Linked DNA regions of Homo sapiens: region 2 is linked to region 1. Evidence: chromatin contacts called from ENCODE Hi-C or POLR2A ChIA-PET data. All regions are on one chromosome and are shown on one strand. The core of a region is the stretch at or near the end of the contact, and the rest is flanking DNA. Distances in the headings are between cores, read along the strand shown.

The links. A loop is a pair of places that touch in the nucleus more often than their neighbours do. ChIA-PET counts read pairs that join two places held with the same protein, here RNA polymerase II (POLR2A). Pooled maps may share reads with other maps.
Region 2: a loop to region 1 is called in a pooled map, with 2.3 times the contacts of the local background. The contact joins two enhancer-like sites. A Hi-C loop is called at or near these places in 1 of 37 single-sample maps with no recorded cell type and 1 of 50 pooled maps. POLR2A ChIA-PET finds 5 or more read pairs at or near these places in 3 of 52 experiments (BJ, CD8-positive, alpha-beta memory T cell and activated naive CD4-positive, alpha-beta T cell).

The regions. Positions count from the first base shown.
Region 1 is chr6:136,749,813-136,753,126 of GRCh38, forward strand. The region is part of intron 1 of MAP3K5 (mitogen-activated protein kinase kinase kinase 5); the gene reads right to left. Among named protein-coding and RNA genes, the nearest start is that of MAP3K5-AS2, 33 kb to the right of the region's middle. RefSeq lists enhancers at 1,816-1,915, 3,108-3,157. Within about 2 kb of position 1,964, at least 11 of the 41 ENCODE cell types and tissues checked have a DNase peak (open chromatin) inside an H3K27ac peak, as active enhancers do.
Region 2 is chr6:137,232,261-137,235,526 of GRCh38, forward strand. No RefSeq gene overlaps it. Among named protein-coding and RNA genes, the nearest start is that of IFNGR1, 15 kb to the left of the region's middle. Within about 2 kb of position 1,876, at least 24 of the 41 ENCODE cell types and tissues checked have a DNase peak (open chromatin) inside an H3K27ac peak, as active enhancers do.

The sequences.
Region 1 (3,314 bases), core at 714-3,213:
CCAGGGAGGAAGGAAGCATATGGAGGAACCTGGGGCAGGCTGTGCTTTGCAACACTCATCCACCCAGTATTTAATGCTCACGGTGAGCAGCTATATCGGTAAACCACCTACTGATGCTGCTTTCAAATTCCTCCTCCTCCAACATATAAACCCGCAAACAACCAGTCATTATCCAAATGCCCTTGCCCAAGGTACTCATCAAAGCAGAAATTAGAGACAAGGTGTGGTCATCCTCTCTCCACACCCCATTGGCCTTCTGTCCTTCCAGTTTTGTTATTTTTTTAAGATGGAGTCTCGTTCTGTCACCCAGGCTGGAGTGCAGTGGCATGATCTCGGCTCATTGTAACCTCCGCCTCCTAGGTTCGAGCAATTCTCCTGCTCCAGCCTCTTGAATAGCTGGGATTACAGGCGTGCACGAGCACGCCTGGCTAATTTTTGTATTTTTAGTAGACACAGGGTTTCGCCATCTTGGCCAGGCTGGTCTCGAACTCCTGGCCTCAAGTGATCTGCCTGCCTCGGCCTCCCAAAGTGCTGGGATTACAAGCGTGAGCCACCGCACCCAGCCTTGTCCTGCCAGTTTTTCAGTAGTTAATACAGATTAGTTCAAAAACATTTCCTGCAGATCTCTAAAAGACCATAAATACCTCTTCTCATGCCAGTGAGGTGTTTTGCAGGACTGCTGAGAACCAGCAGTTCTCTTCAACGATGAAGGGGTGAATTGTTCATGTAGCACTTGAGTATTTTTGTTGTTAAAAATAATTTGTCAAATTACCGTTTCGACAAGATCATGTGGCATCTTTAGATAGATTTAGAATGTGTTGCTTTTTGAAAGCATTTCTGAATCTAGATGAAAAACTTCAGCCTTTTCCCCTAATTTATCTTTCGTTTCAATTGGAGAAAGGTCTTAAACTTGTGAAAATCCTGTCATTCTCACACATTTCATCTTCTTCCTCCTTCTAAAGAAAGTCATCCTGAGTCCTAGTCCTGCAGTGTGTTTACACAATTGTCTCCTGCTCCTAAGGATCAACTACAAAATGCAAAAATTTCCACAAATATTCCTACTTAGTATTTCGGGATGTCAAAAGTTCTGAGTTTCTTCAGAAATTTTTTCTGAAATAACTTTTCAACTCAGCTCATCAGAATGACTAACCAGAGAATACGTTCCTCTCTTTTGGGACCCTTCTGAGGTCAAATTTTCTCATGACTTATAACCCCAGTGAGTTGTTTTTTTCCCCACTTTTTCACCACTTCATCCCCGAGTAGCATTCTTTTGCTCTAATGCAGATTTCTCTGCACAAATCTGCTGATAATCTCTGCTTCTCTGTGGGCTCTGGCTGCTTTTTTTTTTTTTGGCTTATGATTTTACCACCTTCATTTTTTATTAGGTCATCAGAAGGCCCATTATCCTGAACCTTCCCACACATGTTAAGTGTTTATTTGGGAATTATGGCAATATCTTTCTGATGTTTAAATCACAGATTAGTAAAAGGAACTAAATTCCAGATGGCACTGCTGTAGCCCATGGGAATTTGTGAGAGTTAGAATTTACTAGCATTAAGGAAACACTCAAGAAAGCACTGATAGACTGTTAAATATAGTTATGAGAACTTTGGTCAAATCTAGTAATGATCTTTAGAAAAGAACATACTGATAAAGGCCTGCTTATTTCTTCCTTCTGTCCTATGCATACACAAACACCAAAATGCCTCTGAATGCAGAAATCTGCTGGCAGTTGCAGCTTGCAGGTGCTGAATTAAACGCTCCCTTCCCATCCCACTCAACAATCAGGCAGTAATGTTTTATGAAGTTTAAAGATGTGACCTCAGCCTAGAAAAACTGTGAAGACTGCTTAAGAGGAAGAAAGCATATTGGTATGCTTCTCTTTTTCTGGCCCAGAGTATGATTTGCTAATGCAGGCTGCTAAAGGGATGTGGTTATACAGAAAGTAGATTTAGGCTTGCATTCTTGTAATCGAAGCCACCAAACATGTAAAATATCGAAAACACATGAACTTAAAAGAACGAAGCCAAGCCACTCCTACTTTCGGAAGGTTGCCACCCTTGAGACATAGGTGAACTTTCAGTTTGATTTATGGCTTGATAGAATCCCAGTGACCACAGTAATCAGTTGGATTCTAGTTAAATTTATAGAAACATCTCTGGTATTATTTTTTAAGTCATCTTAATTTACTTTTCATTCTAGAGCCTTTTTCTCAGTGTGCTTCAGAGTTCAAAAAAAATTTTTACATTGGTTCTCTGCCTCCCTTCATTCCTACTTCCATCCCTCCTTCTCCCGTTCCCTCTCTCCCTCATTCATTCATGCACTCCACAATGAGTTAGCATCTACCCTGTCCCAGGCAAGGTTCTAGGCCCTGGCACTACAGAGATGATCAAGTCATAGTCCCTGTTCTTAGGGACTTACAGTTAGTGGGGGAGGAGACTTTTAAGCACACCACCTACCTTTCAAATCAATAAGGGCTGTATTAGAAACAGGGATGGTGCCGAGGAAACAACACAGTCAGAGAGCCCAGCTCTTCCTGAGGAGGAAGGTTGGGAGCTGGGTGGGAAGGTGGGTCATATCTGCCATTTCAGCTGGGTTTTTTTGTTTGTTTGTTTTTAAGATGGAGTCTCGCTCTGTCTTCCAGGCTGGAGTGCAATGGCGTGATCTTGGCTCACTGCAACCTCCACCTCCTGGGTTCAAGCGATTCTCCTACTTCAGCCTCCCGAGTAGCTGGGATTACAGGCGCGTGCCACCACACCCAGCTCATTTTTGTATTTTTAGTAGAGATGGGGTTTCGCCATTTTGGCCAGGCTGGTCTCAAACCCGTGACCTCAGGTGATCCGCCCTCCTCGGCCTCCCAGAGTGCTGGGATTATGGGTGTGAGCCACTGGGCCCAGCCTTTAGCTGGGTTCTGAGTGTGACTTTACTCCAGGAAGAAGATGAAGGGCACTCCAGATAAAGGCAGTTATGCAAAAGCACAGAGCTGTGAAAGGGCAGAAGTTCAGCGTGGCTGGGACAATGGCTGGAGGGGAAAGAGAAAGGGGTCAGGCTGCAAGTGCAAAGGTCAGCTTTTAGAAGGCAGACTCTGCTCCCTCTGCCTGGTACATGCTCATCCCAGATCTCTGCATGGCTCCTTCACACCACTCAGGCCTGGTTACCAACACCACCACCCCATAGTTCTTGCCCACATGCCCCACCCCCAAATTTATAATCCCTAGCTCTAGCCTACCTCTGTGCCCTCCAACACTTTCTCTTTCCTTCCTGGTACTTATCCCAACAGGAACCCACTATTAATTTATTTATCTGCCTGTTTA
Region 2 (3,266 bases), core at 626-3,125, 480 kb after region 1:
TAAATCTGGTCCAGTTTGTAGGTTATGAAATGAGATAGACTAAAACATCTAAAGGTATTTTAAGAGTCTAGGCTTTCCTTGTCCACGATGATGACCACTAGCTACATGTGTCTTCTGAGCACTTGAGATGTGGCTAGCCCTCACGGTGTTGAACTGTAAGTGTTGAATACATACTGGCTCTGGAAGATGTATGTACAAAAGATGAAAATAAAACATTTCATTAATGTTTAAAAAATATCAATTATACATTGAATGATCATAATTTGAATATATTGAGTTAAATAAAATATATGACCAAAATTATTTTCACCTATTTCTTTATACCTTTTATACTTATTTAAAGGGGCTAATAGAAAATGTAAAATGATATATGTGATTTGCATTAAAATCTGCTGGACTAGCACATAATGTCCTTCATGTTTGTCGTTTTGTCCTCATATCTGTGGTCACTGTGTTGGCCTTGGGCACTTCTGCTTGGTCACTGCAACAGCCTGCCATCTGATCCTCGTTCATTCTCAGCTCAGCTCCATTGCCTGTTCTTTTTGGCCAAGTCTTCCTCAGTCGGCAGGTCACTGCAGTGCCTCACCCTGACAGTGACTGCACCAGGAAGTGCTAGGTTCTAGGTCCTCCGTCTAGCCCTCCTTTGCAACACTATGAGGCTTTTAAATTGTAAATTATTTTAGTCCAAAATTGAAATTTGTTGGAAGGAGGTGGGGGCAGAGATAAGTGGAATCTTACCGTATGCACTTTTTTGTGTCTAGATTCTTTTGCTAAACAGCCATGCTTTTTAAAAGTATTTTTGATGTTGTTTTTAATTCATTTGCATTTCAATTTATATCAGGGACTCCAAAGGTTGGGCCTTGGGAAAGGAAGCAGGAACTAGAGCACCATGGGCTACGGAGCAATTGTTTTATTGTTTTTCTGTTGCCATGTCCATGATTAAAGAAGCCACTGTACAGCTTCTGATTTTTACCCATGAATCAGTTTCTGCTACATGTAGAGAGTGACAGTTGTCACAGCCTGATTTTATTTTATTTTATTTTATTTATTTTGTGATCTCACTCTGTTGCCCAGGCTGGCGTGCAGTGGTGCAATCTTGGCTCACTTCAACCTCCACCTCCTGGCTTCAAGCGATCCTCCACCACTGCTTCCCTAGTAGCTGGAACTACAGGCATGCGCCACCACACCCAGCTAATTTTTCTATTTTTTGTAGAACTGGGGTTTCATCATATTGCCTGGGCTGGTCTCAAACCCTGAGATCAAGCCATCCGCCTGCCTTGCCCTCCCAAAGTGCTGGGATTACAGGCGTGAGCCACCGTGCTGGGCAAAAGGTTTGGAGACAGCCTGATTTTAAATCAAAGGCATTCAGCTTGGGAGCCCTGGTCTAGGAACTGTATCTAATTTTTCTGTTCATCTTTCACACTGCAGCTGATCTGAGCCTGTGGACTACCTATCAGTACTGACTCCTGATGTAATAATAGTAACAGGAACTCATCACTGTGTGCTGTACAATGTAGGGAGTACTTTTAAACAACCATTGTATTATTGGATTCCCACAAGTGTAAGCAGTAGGCAGCACACCAATGTTATTTATTATCATTTTGTAGATGTGGTCACAGAGAGGCAGACCAACTAACTGATCTTCCCAAAGTCCCAAGCCAGGTGACTCAGTTGGCCTGTCCTGCAGGCAGGATTCGGCCAGGTCTCTGAGTCTCCTTCTACTGGTGCACATTTCCTGTTAGTATTTTCCTCAGGGAAATCCCTTTGGCTCTGACTCCTGAAAAGAAAGCTTGTCTTCTAAAGTTGCCAAATAATCTGGTCTGCCTTCAATTGAAGGGACTTTGAATCGTGGGAAGAGGAAAGGGGAGAGCTGTGCTAAAAAGATGAGTCATTGCTTCAAGATTGAGGAAGCAAGGTTTTATATCTCGGGGACTTTTCAGGAGGAGGATCAGTGTTTCTTGATGGTGAAAACAAGGAAGTGGAGGAAGGGAAGAAAGCACACCCAAGTATTTATTTTCCCTTCTGTCTTTGAATGCACATTCTTCCTATTATATTTTCTATTTGCCACATCTCTTACTCATTTTAACAACTTTTTGTTAAGAATACCTATTGGTTAAAAATTATTTTTTATTTCTTAACATTGCAGTTTGCTTTCTATACTATGTCCTTAATTGACTACCTCTGTATAAGTAGCTGGTACACATGTATTTTTTTTCAGGAATCCTTTCTTACTTATATTCAGATGTGGCTTAATTGGACAAACCCCACTGAGGTTCATCACTTTTCTTTTCCTTTTCTGCTTGACTGTCCTCTTTCTCCTCCAGCCATCCATCCACCTGCGAGAAAGGGCTATAAAAGGCGTCCTTACTTCCTTAAGAGGAAGGAAATGGCAGTGAGTTTTTTCACCAGTAGAAACATGTAGATGAGTCATATTTATAGCCTTTTTTTTTTTTGTCACCCACGCTGGAGTGCAGTGGCGCACTCTCTGTAGCCTAATTCTTTAATGCATACACCTGTTTAGTAGGCATTTCATTGCCAACCTTTCAATGCTCTTATGGGTATTTAGTATGATCTGTGAGAATCTGGAGGACTGGTTAGTATATTAAGTCCTGAACTTTTTAAAAGAAACTTGGTTGCTTGTTCTGTTGGTATGAATTAAGTTCTCAACCAAGAAAATAGATTAATTAATTGGGCAATGTTAGTTGTGGGCATAGTTTTAGGAAGACTTCTAGGATCTTTAAAATATCCACTTCTGCCTCTTTCTGGGATGAGAACTATAATACTTTTTCTTAAAATCACTTTGAGCAAATTATAATATACATACAGAAAAGTGCACATACGTGAATATAATTATTCATTTTCAAAAACTGAGAATATCTAAGTAACCAGCAGCTCCCAGTCCTCTTTATACTCCCTGCTATTCTTTTCTCTTTAGCCTACAGGGAACCCTTGTCCTCACTTCTAATAGCAGAGCTTGGTTTTTCCTGTTTTGTACCTTATATAAGTGGAATCTTACTTTAGGTAGTCTGGTGTCTAGATTCTTTTGCTGAACATCAATTTTTTTAAAGTACGTTTTAATACTGTTTTCAATTTATTCTCATGTGCAAAGCCTTGGACGTACAGGGAAGTGTGAGAAAAAACCTGAAAACCAGTAAGCATAATCTCATCACCTATAGAGACCTACTATTATAATTTTTGGCTATTTTTTTGGAATACTTTTTATATGAAATGTTTAAAAATTTTACATAGCTAAGTATGCTGTGTAT